Regions from separate parts of the Homo sapiens genome. Here region 2 is linked to region 1. A link is an interaction called in ENCODE POLR2A ChIA-PET data of the cell type or tissue named here. Cell type or tissue: OCI-LY7. All regions are shown on one strand.

Region 1 (8,000 bases):
AGGCGGTGGTGGAGGGATCATGAGGTCAGGAGATCGAGACCACCCTGGCCAACATGGTGAAACCCTGTCTCTACTAAAAATACAAAAGTTAGCTGGGCGTGGTGGTGCATGCCTGTAATCCTAGCTACTCGGGAGGCTGAGGCAGAAGAATCGCTTGAACCCAGGAGGCGGAGGTTTCAGTGAGCCGAGATCGCACCACTGCACTCCAGCCTGGGTGACAGAGTGAGACTCCATCTCAAAAAAAAAAAAAAAAGAAGAAGAAGAAGGTATTCTGTATTATATGTAAATATTAAGAAAACTAAAGCTGCACACACATACACACAAACTCCATTCTGCTGTTCGCTCTTATCCAGAGGACATTTTGTTTTGGAAACTAGATAGGGAAAGTAGTGAGATTAGTTACTGTAGTCTTAGGCTCACATTGGACACATGAACTGGAATCTAAGTTGGAGAATGACTCCCATCCTGTCCTGGGTGGTCAAGACAAGGGGGCATCCTGATTTGGGGAACTGGGATGGCTTTGCAGTCAGCACTTTGCTGAACCTCTGTCGCCTCCTTTGTACAATAGGGAGATGATGCAGGCTCATCATCAGGAGTTAGTGAAATTAAACATGACCCCCGGCCCACAGTGGGCACCCTGCGGCACTGAGTGGTGCTATAAACATGCAAGGACTTCCAGATCATTCCTGTGCCATCTGGAAGCTGTCACCCTTTCTTTCTGGGCCTACAGCTGCAATCTTGGTGAGTTTGCCAAGAAACTTAGCATTGAAATGTCATAGGGTAGTGTTAAATTTTACTATCCAAACCCAAGGCCTCATCTGTGCCAAGTTGGGGGATATACAAATGAATAGATATATTTATCTTGAATGCTTTGAGAGTATTCAGAGAAAATAGGTTACCTTCCCAAGCAGCCTTACTCACCGTGGGCAAAGAAGTAACTGGTAGTGGTTTAACTGGTCCAGCAACTTTGGTCAGAGCCTGTTTGGTTCCCATGACTTTTTGTGGGAAAAAAAAAATCTTAACTGTGGATTTACCAGGTTGTTGACATATGACGCTTTTGGACGTAGGCTTACAGCAGGTTGAGGGCCAAGAAAACATGTCAGCTATTTCAAAGGAGCTGAGCTTGAAGAACTAGCTGAAATAAAACATGTTACAATCACTTTAACACCCTCCCCTGCGCGGTCCAAATGGTCCAAATCCCTGCAGCATTTTTTCGCAGCATGCTTATACCATCCACATACAGCATTTCTGTGACTGGAGGACAGTATTGTGTTGGCAACAGCTTTGGGGAGGAAGGAGGGGGAAAAAAAGACACACTGACAGAGATAGTCATCTTTGCACCTGCCCTTACCTGTGCCTGAAGCCAGAATTCCAGCACATCTGCTCCTCACCTGCCTCTGGTCTTTGATCAAAGGTCATTTTGGGAGGAATGCTATCCCAGCCATTGCTCTGAAAATTGCAAACTGCTGCTCTCCTCTGTTCCTCTGATCTACTTTTTTTTCCCTTCACCACGATGGTTATTACCAACTGACAGACTTTAAGGTGTTACTGCCTTCTTACCTTCCAACATAAGCATAAATTATGCCTTCTTACCTTCCAACGTTAGCATAAATTGATGTCTTATGAACTATCATATATATCTGCATGCACCTGTACACACACACACACACACGCACATGTATATACACACATGCATTGCTCACATATGTATTTTGTTCCTGTATCTTGTGTGTCTGCCACATCATTTGCTCTTAACAAATACAAATTAATAAATCATATGTACACAGTGTTTATAAGATAAGCCTCAGTTCCAGAAATGTCAAAATGATGGGAAAAAAAATCTTCATCTGAAAAATCAGGAGAATGTGGTCAAATGCCTGGATTGTCTAGATTGAGGTCCCATTGATCAACTAATCATACCTGTTTCTAGAATCAGAGTGAAAAGGCTGAATGTGTTTTAAAGACAGACATGTGGCGTGAAATGATTCCTCCTCTTACTCCCAGCCATTGTAATATCATTAGTAATGAAAATGTAAAAGGATTGTAGGTGTCTGTGTTCTGGGCTTATTTCTTAGAGCTTTTCCTAGAACCCTCACAATGGCCCTCTTATGCCAGTTTTATGGCAGAGAAAACTGGGGACTCACGGGGGCATCAACATGTCTCTTTGTTTATTGGAAACATTTTTATATGCTCACAAATAATATGCAACAGCAACAGTAATAGCAGCTAAAGCAGAAGTGTGCAAACTGTCTGTAGAGGACCAGATAGATTAGTAAATATCTGAGCCTTTGCTGGCCACATGGGCTCTGTCACCGCTAAGCAGTTCTGCCAGCGTGGCTGTACAGTAGCTGTAGATAATATGCAAATGAACGGGAGTGGTTGTGTACCAATAAAACTTTGGTTCGCAAAAGAGGATTGCAGGCCAGATTTGGTCTTAAAGCTGTAGTTTGCCAACCCCTGAACTAAATATGATTTCCATGAGGGCAGGAACCACGTCATTATTTTTTACATCATTGTATCTCATGCAGGGAGCCCAATTCTTTGCACATGGTAGTTCTTGAATGAATGAATGAGTAAACCAAGGAATCAGTGAGTGGTCTGTCTTTCAAGATCCATCACGACTGAAGCTCCAGTCCTCCCCTTTCCTTTCCCATGTACTCCCCTTCCCTACCCATACTGCCAACCCTACCCCAGCTTATCCCCTTGCATTAAGCTCACGGTCACATGTGTGCTCACTTGCTAGCTCTCTCTCGCTTTCTCTTTTCTCTCCCCCTCACCCATTCTAGACCCAAGGTCAACCCCTTCCTTCCCTAGTCTTCCTCAAAAGCCTTGGGGGATTGAGTAACCCGTTATTGTGCCAGTGGTGGCTTTTTTCTGGAACCTTTTGAAGTTCTGTGGTTTGTTGATTCATCTCTTTACACCCATCCCTCTTTCAGGAAGGGTTTATGGCAGTCTGCATGGGTGTACTAAACAAAATAAGACTGCAAAAATTAAAACTGAGACAAAGAAAGGAAACACAACCATAGGACCATCATACCTTGGAGCTGGAATAGGTATTAACACCTACACCATGGTGGGGAACTGGAGATTTGACAAAGAGCTTTCTGGCTGCCATCAAGGAAAACAAATCTGTCCCTTCCACTGCCCTGTATCCAAATAATTGACACAGGCCATTGCTCATGGCAGGTGGATCTGTTCTCAGTGCTCAGTTCAGATGGAAATTTCTCCAGAGGGCCTCACAAGAGGAGGAAGAGGAAGGACCAGCAGGCTTTGCAGCTTGCTAACAGCAGACAGGATGAGGTATTCATGGCTGTCTGCTACGACGGTGTCCCCTGGTCTAGACTCGACATCTTATGCTGATACTCAGCAGAGTAAGGACACATCCTGGTACCTGGGCCTGGGTTGACCTCGACATGTATTTTTTTATTATTATTATTATTAGTAGTAGTAGTAGTAGTAGTATTTTGAGATCGAGTCTTGCTCTGTCACCCAGGCTGGAGTGCAGTGGCACAATCTTGGCTCACTGCAACATCCACCTGGTGGGTTCAAGCAATTCTCCCATCTTAGCCTCCTGAGTAGCTAGGGTGTATGCCACCACGCCTGGCTAATTTTTGCATTTTTAGTAGAGATGGGGTTTCACCATGTTGGCCAGATTGGTCTTGAACTTCTGACCTCAAATGATCCGCCCACCTTGGCCTCCCAAAGTGCTGAGATTACAGGCATGAGCCACTGTGCCGAGCCCTGACATGTATTTTAGGGAAGCTACCAGAACAAACAGACCATGTGGTCTCCAAGCACCACTGGAGCATAAAGAGGAAGCTCTTAGTCTGAGAGAGAGACCAGGTGAAAATTCCAGCTCAGATGCTGACCTCTGGCCTAGTCTTTCCACTTTTGTAAACCTCCGAGTCTTCATCTAAGAAGTGAGAGTTGATATTAGCATTCGCCACCTGTTGTTGCGGTGGAGTCTGATGAAACGCCTTCGCACTGTGGCCTTTGCATCTATTATTGTATTTAAACTTGGCAGCGACATTGCAAGGTAAATGTCACCCCATCTGCTTCACGCTGTTCTGAGTACTTTAGCTCAGTATTACTCAAGCATTACTTTCTTTCATTATCACCCTCCCAAGAAGAAAAATTTAATTTAATATAAATTCTCCCTTGTGAGAGAAATTAAATACTGTGGGAAAAGATTTTATCAGATAGGGTTGAGCTTTGGGGGACGGCTGACCATTGCAATATCTAAGACTATTATTATTATTTTGAGACAGAGTTGTGTTGTGTTGCCCAGGCTGGAGTACAGTGGTGCAATCTTGGCTCAGTGCAACCACTGCCTCCTGAGTTCAAGGGATTTTCGTGCCTCAGCTTCCTGAGTAGCTGGGATTATAGGCGCCCGCCACCATGCCTGGCTAATTTTATATTTGTAGTAGAGACAGAGTTTCACCATGTTGGCCAGGCTGGTCTCAAACTCCCAACCTCAACTAATCCACCCGCCTCAGCCTCCCGAAGTGCTGGGATTATAAGTATGAGCCACTGTGCCCAGCCTAAGATTTTTTTTTTCTCACACACATATACTCCCCCAAATTTTGCTTGCTTGGTGGGGGTGACAGTCATCCCTATTGAGAATATGTGCTTTAGATATACAAACTAACTCCTATTAAAGCTCTAGTTGAGAGAGAAAGGAACGGAGGCCCAGAGAGGTAAAGTAACATACCCAGAGTTGCACAGCTAATGAGAAAGGATCTGAATTGTCTTATGGATTGCTCTAGACGGTGCTTAAAGCACAGTCTAACTTATAGCAGCAAACTGTACGTGTTATTTTGTGTCTTGCTTTTGTCGCTTACCTATCTAGCTCATCGATTGTTCTGGTTCAGTATATATATCATGGCCCCCATTCTTTTTAATAGCTGCATTAGGCTGGGCGCGGTGGTTCACATCTGTAACTCCAGCACTTTGGGAGGCTAAGGTGGGCAGTCATCTGAGCCCAGGAGTTCCAGACCAGCGTGGCCAAGGTGGTGATGAAACCCCGTCACTACTAAAAACATGAAAATTAGCCAGGTATGGTGGCAGGTGCCTGTAACCCCAGCCACTCGGGAGGCTAAGGCAGGAGAATCACTTGAACCCAGGAGGCAGCAGTTTCAGTGAGCCGAGATCGTGCCGCTGCACTCCAGACTGGGTAACAGAACAAGACTCCATCTCAAAAAAAAAAAAAAAAAAAAAAGAAAGAATGAAAGAAAGAAATAGCTGCATTATTTTGCATTTGCATTCACATAGCATGGTTTATTTAACCATACCACAACTGCTGAGGCTGAAGTGGTTTCTAGTCTTTGGCAATTAAAAACTCGCCATAGCAATCCTCCCTACACGCATATCATTTTGCTTAAATGCAAGTTAAATGTGAAGGTTACATGCCTAGAAATGAAGTCTGTGCACACTTCTTAAAAGATAGCATTTTGTCAGAGGCACAAAAATATCTCCACAAAGCTAAGATTCTTACGGAGCCATCCAAGGTCAGTTTTCACCATGTTCTTAACAGCTAAGCCACTCTTTTGACCCCCAAATTCCTCCCGACCTGGTTATTGATTTAGCTGTGGGCTCCCCACCCCCGCCACCTTTTATGCCTTTGGTCACCAGATTATCCTCTTGTCATCTGGTATTTCCCTACCAGGCTTCCCACAGTTTATTTTTGAACTTCAGTTCTCATCTCATTAACAGAAAGCCTAGGCGGCCAGATTCCATTCCTGCTGCCGGGGTCAGTGCTTTGAAAAAGGGTCGTTAATAAAGCAGCATCATAGCTTATCCTGGGTCCTTCATGTCCACCAGGATGGGGGAAAAGCAGAATCCTTCCTGTGTCCCTCGTCTTTCTGAAACTTTTCTCTAAGAACTCGAACCAGTCTCATTCTGCAGACCTTCCTGGGCCTTCATTATATAAGAGCTATGTTCTGGCAGTTAGGGAAATCTAGCATGAGTGGCCCCCATTCAATTCTGCAGGGGACAAAAAGCCTCTCTTCTCCTAAAGCTTGCTGGTAAGTCTCTATGGCAGAGTCAAGGCTAAATCAACTCCCACATATGGCGACCTCAGCTAGAGAAGCGAGGTGGAAGGGACGCTAGCAATTCAGAGGGTGTCTTTAGCCCCTGTGCAGCAGCGTCGTCTGTAATTAAAGCTGGCTGCACTATTAATATCATCTGAGTAATTAAACTCAATGGTGTTTGGCAATAGTTTGTTCTGGAAGTTCCTTGAGGAAGAGCGGGTTAACGGGATGGAGAGGGCTGCATGGTATTTTGTGCAAATGGAATCTTTTGGCCTCCTTTATCTGGTCCTGAAGCCTGCTGGGGCTTACTGCCACCCCCTCTTCATTCTGTTATTTCCCCCAATTCACATTTGCTGATGAAACATGGTGGCCAGGTTGATAAAGGCATGGAGCTGGATGCTCTGGTGGTGGTGGGTTAACCACGTGCATTTCCCGTCTGCCTTAAGTGCAGTAGGTGCCCAGAAATGGATTTAATGCATCCAGGCATTCATTCCACAAATATTTACCCAATGCCTGTCATGTGCCAGGGTTTGTGCATACTGAAGGGACATAAAAAAGTAGCTTGCGTTCTAGTTGGAAGATTTAGACAATAGGCAAATACATAATATTATATATAAATAGAATATATTCAGACAATAAGCAAATATATATTATACATATTAATAATAGACATTGTAGATTATAATTATAATCTTTAATAGCCCAGAGAGTGATACGTGGCCTGAGGAGCAACATAATTAGAGGAATGGGGAATGCCTATGGGGCAGGGGGTGGTGGCTCTCATAGGGCGTGTCCTCTGACAAGTTGCTTGAGGAGTGAACCATGAGGATATCCAGACGGATATTTTTCCTGGCCTGGAGAACAGCAAGTGCAAAGGCCCTGAGGCAAGTGACAGCATTTGCATTAGGAAGCAGCAGCTGACGGTCTATGAAGAGCAGCACAGGAGGTCAGAGCTGAAGGACCTTCAGTGGAGCCCCTTCCCTGCCGGGTGAAGACTGAGGCCAGAGAGGGGAGAGCTGACTGTCCCAACTCAATCTCGCACAGCAGCAGGTAGACCAGTTTTTCAGGACTCCCACCTCCCATCCTTACGCTTCACAGAGACTTTAAGGGACCTCAGAGCAGCAGGAAAGGTGCTAAGCAACCCGGTTCAACTCTGCAGTCCTCCACTCAATAGCAGTGTGGTATAAATGACGTCAGCTCCTTGAGCCTCATCTTCCTCATCTGTAAAATGGGAACAGTGAGGGCACTCGCCACCAGGCGTGCTGTGAAGATGAGATGAGATCTCCTGGGCTCTGCGTGTGGCATGGGGTGGCTGTGCAGGGAACGTTAGTTATGGGCCAAGGTTTTTTGGTCCTGCAACTGGACACACTATACCTCCAGCCCATTCCCTCGCCCCCACTAGATGTGACACCATCCGTCTCCTCATGGCTGTCACCTGACGGAACCGATTTTACACTCATTTTGACTTGTTTTGTAAGGGAGGGTCTGGTTTTCTCTTGGAGACAAAAATTTTGGCAAGTGAGACCTTACAGGATGTGCTCCAGTTTCCTCATCTGTAGAATGGAGCCGTGATAGCTCTTAACACTGGCTCCCTCGGCAGGAATAATTTTTTTTTTTTTTTTGAGACGGAGTCTCGCTCGTCGCCCAGGCTGGAGTGCAGTGGCGCGATCTCGGCTCACTGCAAGCTCCACCTCCCGGGTTCACGCCATTCTCCTGCCTCAGCCTCCCGAGTAGCTGGGACTACAGGCACACACCACCACGCCCGGCTAATGTTTTGTATTTTTAGTAGAGGCGGGGTTTCACCGTGTTAGCCAGGATGGTCTCGATCTCCTGACCTCATGATCTGCCCGCCTCGACCTCCCAAAGTGGTGGGATTACAGGCGTGAGCCACCGCGCCCGGCCTTTTGTTTTGTTTTATAGAGACAAGGTCTCACTCTGTGGCCTAGGTTGGAGCACAGTGGCATGATCATG
Region 2 (8,000 bases), 160 kb before region 1:
GTAGCTGGGATTACAGGCGTGCACCACCACGCCTGGCTAATTTTTGTATTTTAGTAGAGACAGGGTTTCACCATGTTGGCCAGGCTGCTCTCGAACTCCTGGCCTCGTGATCCGCCCGCCTCGGCCTCCCAAAATGCTGGGACTACAGGCCTGAGCCACTTTGCCCAGCCCCAAAAATCTTTATTCTACTTTTCTCACTTCTTGTTGCAGATTCCTAAAAAGTTACCAACCCTAGAAAAGAAGCAGACATGCAATTTATATTGAATCAGACCCCTAACTCATGATGCAAATACAAGGGTAGTAATAATGATAATAATAATAATAATGACTGCATGGCAGTTATGATGTGTTAGGTGGTTTTAAAAATGGATATATAATAGTTTGACATATTTTGGGGTACATGTGATATTTTGATAGGTTCATATAATGTGTAATGATTAACTTAAAGTAATTGGGATATTCATTACCGCCAACATTTATCTTTACTTTTTTGTCAGAGACACTGAAATTCTTCTCTTCTAGCTCCTTTTTTTTTTTTTTTTTTTGAGACAGTTTTGCTCTGTTGCCCGGCCTGGAGTGCAGTGGCACAATCTTGACTCACTGCTACCTCCGCCTCTCAGGTTCAAGCAATTCTCCTGCCTCAGCCTCCTGATTAGCTGGGATTACAGGCACCCGCCACCACACCTGGCTAATTCTGTTTGTATTTTTAGTAGAGATGAGGTTTTGCCGTGTTGGCCAGGCTGGTCTTAAACTCCTGGCCTCAGGTGATCTGCCTGCCTTGGCCTCCCAAAGTGCTGGGATTATAGATGTGAGCCACTGTGCCCGGGTCTTCTAGCTATTTTGAAATATACAATAGATTATTGTTAATGATAATCACCCTACTGGACTACCAAACACTAGAGCTTATTCCTTCTATCTAACTGGATTTTTATCCTTCCAATCAACATCTTCCTCCCTACTCCCCTAATCACCTATCTACTCTCTATCTTCTTGTCATCTACTTTTTTTAGCTCCTACATAGGAGTGAGAACATGTGATATTTGTCTCTAAGTGCCTGGCTTATTTCAGTTAGTATGATGGCCTCCGGTTTATTCATGTTGCTGCAAATGACAGGATTTCACTTTTTAACAGCTGGCTAATATTCCACTGTGTGTGTTTACCACATTTTCTTTATCCATTCATCCACCGATGGGCACTTAACTTGATTTCATATCTTGGCTATTGTGAAGAATGTTGCAGTAAGCATGGGAGTGCAGATAGCTCTTGGATTTATTGATTTCCTTTCCTTTGGATAATTAATCCTTTCCTGTGTAGACACAGTAGTGGGATTGCCAGATCATATGGTAGTTCTGTTTTTAGCTTGTGAAGAACCTTCATACTCTTCTCCATAGTGGCTGTACTAATTTACATTCCCACCAACAGTGTATGAGTGTTCCATTTTCTCACATCCTCACCAGCGTCTGTTATTTTTTGTCTTCTTGATAAAAGCCCTTTCAGGTGGGGTGAGATGATATCTCACTGTGCTTTTGACTCACAGTTCCCTGGTGATTAGTGATGCTGTGCATTTTTTTATATATCCATTGGCCATTCGTATGTCTTCTTTTGAGAAATATCTGTTCAGCTCTTTTGCCTGTTTAAAAAATTGGACTACTTGTTTTTTTGCTGTTGAGTTGTTTGAGTTCTTTATATATTTTGGTTATTAATCCCTTGTCAGATGGGTAGTTTGCAAATATTTTCTTCCATTTTGTAGATTATTTAATTTGTTGATTGTTTGCCGTGCAGAAGCTTTGTAGCTTGATGTGATCCCGTTTGTCTATTTTTGCTTTTGTTGCCTGTGCTTTTGTGGTCTTACCCAAAAAAAATTCTTGCTCAGCGTCCTGAAGTGTCTCCCCAATGTTTTTTTCTCTAGTCGTCTCATAGTCTCGGGTCTTAGATTTAAGTCTTTAATCTATTTTGATTTGGTTTTTGTGTATGGTGAGTGATGGGGCCTAGTTTCATTCTTAAGTTTATCCATAGGTAATGGCTATCCCGTTTTTCCAGCACTACTTATCGAAGACTTTCCTTTCCCCAGCCTTTGTCAAAAATGAGTTGATATTAAAGTGTGGGTTTATTTCTGCGTTCTCTATTCTGTTTGCCAGGCACTGTTCTAAACCCTCTTTGTGCATGAACTCATTTAATCCTTCAAGCTGTGTACTATTATATTTTCAACAGTCAAGAATGGAAGTTGAAATTGGCTAGAGAGAGGAGTCTTGAATTCAGCTCTCTCTAACCAAGGGAGAAGCGGAGGAGGGGGCAAGAGGATATTGTTCAGGGTTCTTTGGCCGGGGACAATGGCCTTTCTTTCAACCACAACAGACTTCCTGCTGCTCCATTCCTTCAGACCGCTCTGTGGTTGGCCCACTGAGGAGCCCGCCACTTGTACCTGAGAGCCTGGGTCTGCAGCACACTGGAGAGTTACCTCAATAAACATGCAGTGCGGATCATCTTGCGGACACTTCCTTCCGCCTGCAACAGAAACTACCCGTTTGCCCGCAGATGCTCATCAGATGGTGCCCATGTGCTCTCTGGGTTCGGTTGCCCCCTTCCCGATTGGAAGCCAGAGGCATCACAAAGAAGATGGGTGTGGGGTGGGGTGTCACCTTAGCCCTGAACCTGGACACTGGCATTATTAGTGTCAGGAACTGCAAACCCAGACACCCTGCCAGATGAGGAAGGGGTGGGACCCATTCTCAAGCTTTGTGTGTGTGGACGAGGGTGTCTCATCTTTCAGGGCCACCTAGGGGCAATGAATGGATTTGTCCTGTCCCAGGCCTAGTTTGTCCCAGCCAGGTGACTACTGCTTATCTGGACATCTAATCCAGGCTAATGTGTCAGTGGATGCTAATGAGGTAATGTGGTAAGAGGCATTTGTTTCTCCTCCCAGGGCACGCTTTGCCATAATTTTTGGCCACAAGATGTGTGGTTTCAGTTTAAGATGAGTTTGTGGGGCAGAGAGGTTGATGCAAATGTTCCCTACCCAGGAGGCACAAACATTGCAACTATGGTGATGATGAGGTGCATTTATCGAATGCACCAAACACTGTGGAAGGACTAAAAAGACATGCTTTTATTGAATTCTTATAACATCTGGCAAGTTAAGAGCTATTATTTTCATTTCTGTTTTACTGATTGAAATAATGAAAACTAAGGCAATAAGTTGGATGAAAATTAAGCAGATGTGAAGTGTCCAAACTAGAAATTGAAGTTGGGTGGTGTCTCCAAAGGCTGTGTTCTCAGTCTACCCAGTTCAGAGTCAGTAAGTCCGTTGACTCTAGCCCCTCATTCTCCCCCTGCCTCCATCTATTTATGCATGCATTTGTCCACCCATCCATCCATCCATCCATCCATCAGTCCATTCATCTATTTGTCTAAGCATCCATCCATCCATCTATCCGTCCATTCATCCATCCTCTGTCCATTCATCCATCCATCTGTCCATCCATTTACCCATCGATCCATTCATCCACCTATCTACCCATCCTCCACTCCTGCAGTTAGAAGGTACCAGTCCCTGTGTCCAGCACTGGAACCACCTTGGTGAACAGGACCAATGTGCCTCCTGCCCTCCAGGAGGACCAGTCTAGCAGGCAAGAGTTAGAGCCCGTGCTGATAAGTGGCCGATCTCTAGGGAGATCACTCTCACATCCTAGCCTGGTTCATTGCCTATACCCTTTCCCATGGTGACCTCTTGAACACACAAGGGAGGTGTCCTCTGGGAAGGTCAGGGCAAGGAGTAAGTAGTATGATTCAGAGCCCTGGGAGCCCTGAGGTCTCTGCCATCCCAGAACTGTCCATGAGGCCTGGGCTGCTCTGCTCATGGGGCCCAAGCTCTTCTTCTTGTAGCTCATGAAACAACCCTGGAAATGATCCAGGGGAGCAGATGGGCAGATGCTGTGGGGCCTGGGAGGCAGGTCGTGTGATGTTGAGGAAGAAGACAGTGGTCTGACATCATCGGTGGTATGGCACTTTGCCTCTCTGGAGCTCAGTCTCCTTGTCTGAAGCACAGGGGCCATGATGGCACCTACCTGGCAGGGCTTGATGGTGAGGCACAGCTCTGGGTCATGGTCAGTGCTCTGCTCTGCCACCTGATGCAGCCACATCGTAGGAGATGTTTGCTAGAGCCAGGAGGACTTTCAAATCCATGGCCCGTGGGTGGGTTTGATTTTGTCCACACGGTGTGTTAGAATAAATAGGCCCTGGAATTTAAAGATTAGGATATGCCGTGAGACAGCGTAGATTTTTGGAATTCTTTTAAAAGTCATAAGATCCGGCAATACAGGGTCCACGGTGCTTGCTTGGTGTTAAACAGCCAAGCTGAGGAATGGTGATACTGCAGACCCACTGGGTCCCTAAGAGTCCCCCTAAGATCTCTCCTGTCACCTGTGGCACCTGGCTGGCCCCTCTTGGCTGTTGAGTTTGCAGCCCATTTGGAAGACCTCCGTGTTCACTATGAAGACATAAAAATGAGCATCTGTGGTTACCCTATTCCCATGTGGCTTATTCACTGCACTTATTTGCCTCTCACTGCCTGTGCCTTGCCCTGGCATGATGGAGTCTCCCTCCCCGCCTAGCTGGTGGTGGAGACCCAGAATATGCAAATTCTTATAAGCATGAGGCCATCCTGAAGGCAAATGTCCCCGACAGAAATAGAATCATGCATTCCGCAATTTGATAAACCTGTTTCCCCTCTGCAGGGAGTGTGAGTGACAGCCTCCTTTGAGTCATCTGCCCCTCACTCTGTGTTTCCCGTGACCTTGTCCCCCAATAACACGCATTGGGAAGTTGGGAGTCTTTAGAGACAAGGGGGAGGTGGAAAAGTAGAACATTCCTGAGCACCTTGGCTTGGTCCCAGCGCTGTCAGGGACGGACCGTGACTTTCATCTCTGTGTCTTTTTGGCACTTCATCAGATGATGCTAATAAGCCTGCCTCCCTCCCTGGGTTGTGAGGATTAAATTTGATAAACAGATGAGAAAGTGCTTTGAAGCTCAGAAAGCCCCATGTGAATGGAAGACGGGGCTCATGTCTTCAAGCAGCACAATGTGGGAGTGTTCAGACGGGGTTGTCTGCGTTCCTTCCTCACAGCGTCTTGTAACCCGTGGGGGACAGGGAGAGAATGAATGAGTGAAATCCACTGGAAATTTCCCACCTACTCATCCATTCATTCATCAGATACTGGTTGGGGTCTGCTGTGTGCCAGGCCTTATGCACAGCAGGGGGAAAGACAGATGTGACCCTGCCCTCATGCTCTTTATGGTTTGGGGGCAGGATGACCTCCCAATAAAAACAAACAAGAACATTGCAAAAAATCAGATTGTTACAAATGCAGCGAAGGAAACCATTAGGGAGCTGAACGAAAAGAAAGAGCTGTGGATAAGCATTTGTTTTGGATGGGTGGATTTATTTTACTTATTCAGGGGTAAGGATTTATTTTGGATCATGCCTTTTGCCATAGTAGTCCTAAACGAGCCCCAGGAATCCAAAATATGGTATAGACACCAATCGTGATGCACCAGTGGTTGGAGGTGCTACAAGGGCAGATATTCTGTAAAAACTCTTTATAAAAAGTTACTATTCGTATCTGTACAACATTTATTCACTTCTTAAATTTATTTGTTAATTTATTGAGACAGGGACTCCTTACGTCACCCCGGCTAGAATGCAGTGGTTTGATCTCAGCTCACTGCAACCTTGACCTCGCAGGCTCAAGCAGTCCTCCCACCTCAGCCCCCTGAGTAGGTGGGACTACAGGTGCGTGCCACCATGCCCGGCTAATTTTTGTATTTTTTGAAGAGGTGGGGTTTTGCTATGTTGCCCAGGCTGGTCTGGAACTCCTGGGATCAAGTGATCCTCCCACCTCAGCCTCCCAAACTGCTGGGATTACAGGCGTGAGCCACCACGTCTGGCTCACTTCTTAAATATTGCCTGCGTTCTTTTAGTTGCTTTTTTCCCAACAAAACCATATGATACAAACATTACTCTAAATATACAACTTGATGAATTCTCACAAACTGAACACATCCGAGTATCCTAGACCAGGAATCATAGCACTGACAACATCCCAGATGCACTCTCTTCTTCTTGGGTGAATATTTAAAGAAATTATTAATCGCTGTATATTTCTTTAAATGTATATTATGGAAAATACAGAAATATAACCAGCCAATCAAAACGGCAGCTTCAACACTCTTCTCGTTTAACATGCAGGTAAAGTGGCATTTAAGTAAGAAGAAGTGGGTTAACAAAATGAAAACACATAAGCAAACTCTAACTGGATTTCAAATCCTGATTGCAGCTTGGTTGGTTAATGACGATCAAGGAAGTGCTGAGATGGCCAAGGTTTGGTCAATGTCAACTTAACCAGTTTGAAGAGTCTTTGCTCCTCTGGTAAACAGCTGTGCTGTTTTGTTCTGAAGTTCAAGTGGAAAGGATTAAAGTTAGATGTTAGGAGGAACTGTGCTCTGGGTCCCTTGGAAAGGAATTCCCCATTGGAGGCCCTCTCTGATGTCTGCATTGCTCCCACAGTTATGGAAAGTAATGGCCCCAGAGCTCCCCATGCCTGTCTTCTGTGACTGAGTTCTGGACATTTCATGTGCGTCTTTTGGATTCACTGTGCATTTGCTTCACGTTGAGTATTTGTACTCTATTCCCCCAAGTGTTGGACATGAAATTAGCATGATGAATGGGTCCCCAAATGGGCCAGTAATGACTACATTAACTTAACCCTGAACCAAGACTCTCCTATTCAGAACCAGGGTAACAGAACCGCAGTACAACGTTAGCAGCAATTCAAAAGGGCATCGGAGACAACTAATCATTTCATAATGAGCGAGGGGAGAAGCAATAAAAGCCGGGAGCCCAAGGACGGCATGATAATTTTGCAGAGTCTCAGCTCTCAACCAGACTCACGTTCATAAAATAAACAAATGTTTTTGGTAATGGAAAGCTAATGTATACATTATTTAAGGATAGTATTAAAACCAGACTAGATGGATCAAGTAATACAACAGTTACCTCATTAAGCATCCTTTCTTTGGGGATGTGAAAAAGTTATTCTTTTTTTTCTTCTTCTTTTTTCCTTTTGAAATGGGGCTTTATTAATTAGAGATGTAATGGGAAATCTTATTTTTTTCCCCAGACTAGTGGCTGTTTTCTGTTTATTTTTTAATGGAGGACTATGCTTTGCAGATGTTCTCTTTGAAATAAAAGCCTATTCATTGTCTCTCTTTTGCACTTTCTTTTATCCTAGCTCAAAAGGGGCAGCTGTTATGAAAGACACTGAGAACCCCGTTTGCTTGTCATCAAGTATTGCAGATGATTCTGTTGTGGATGTAAAATGCTCTTATTGCCTGCTTTTTCTTGTAACCCTATTGAGGGATAGTTTTCAAATTGTGACGTCTGATTTTCTCTTGTTTAGAAGGTGAGTTAAAGACAGAAAGCAGGGAGAGATGTTAAGCTAAACGTCTCCTAAGGAAGGATGTTCAGTGAAAGACTGGGTGGTTTAGAAATGGGTAGAAGTTAGGTTATTCATTCTTCTTTGGCCTGGAGGCTGACTGCTGTTTGGCTTTCTTTTAGAATTAAAGCAAACAAAAAACGCACAACAGCAACATTTGGAGGAAACTGACTGTTTATTGGAGTGAGCAGGCAGATACAGCCCTCCAATGAAGGTGGGTGCTAGAAAGCAGCGATGGGAAATACGTAAGCCAGAAGGAAACCTAGAGCTTTGTGAGTCAGGTGTGGGCTCCAGATGGAATAATGACAGCATAGGGTCCTCTTCCTCCTTTCTTAAAGAAAAGGTAAATTTTAAAAATCAAAACTTGAATTAGTAGCCAAAATCAATGATTTCCAATCCAAATCAAATTTAGAGTGCCTATTAAGAAATTCGAAATTCTGGTCTTCATTCCCAGAGGTAACCATTTGAGTGAGGGGGGATGTGGCTGCCTCGTGTACACGGGCCCACCAG

Evidence for each region. Peaks named below come from ENCODE experiments on the same cell type or tissue, not always from the same donor. Only the 100,000 strongest peaks of a DNase experiment are listed, where the experiment ranks them.
Region 2: POLR2A ChIA-PET joins it to region 1 with 18 read pairs; 7 of 35 experiments call an interaction of 5 or more read pairs at or near these places.

What each region holds. Positions count from the first base shown.
Region 1 is chr16:17,297,671-17,305,670 of GRCh38, reverse strand. All of the region lies in intron 2 of XYLT1 (xylosyltransferase 1), which reads left to right. Among named protein-coding and RNA genes, the nearest start is that of XYLT1, 170 kb to the left of the region's middle. RefSeq lists a silencer at 2,188-2,257. In OCI-LY7, CTCF peaks have their summits at 386 and 593; DNase peaks (open chromatin) are centred at 2,350, 3,300 and 3,880; H3K4me3 peaks cover 4,370 bases; H3K27ac peaks cover 6,055 bases.
Region 2 is chr16:17,457,035-17,465,034 of GRCh38, reverse strand. All of the region lies in intron 1 of XYLT1 (xylosyltransferase 1), which reads left to right. LOC107987234 (a long non-coding RNA gene) reads left to right here. Exons shown (of 2, transcript XR_001752091.2): 2 at 1-8,000. Among named protein-coding and RNA genes, the nearest start is that of XYLT1, 9.9 kb to the left of the region's middle. RefSeq lists an enhancer at 2,861-2,910. In OCI-LY7, CTCF peaks have their summits at 2,608 and 2,811 (motif pointing left); DNase peaks (open chromatin) are centred at 2,444, 2,754, 4,624, 5,014 and 2 weaker places; H3K4me3 peaks cover 4,574 bases; H3K27ac peaks cover 5,282 bases.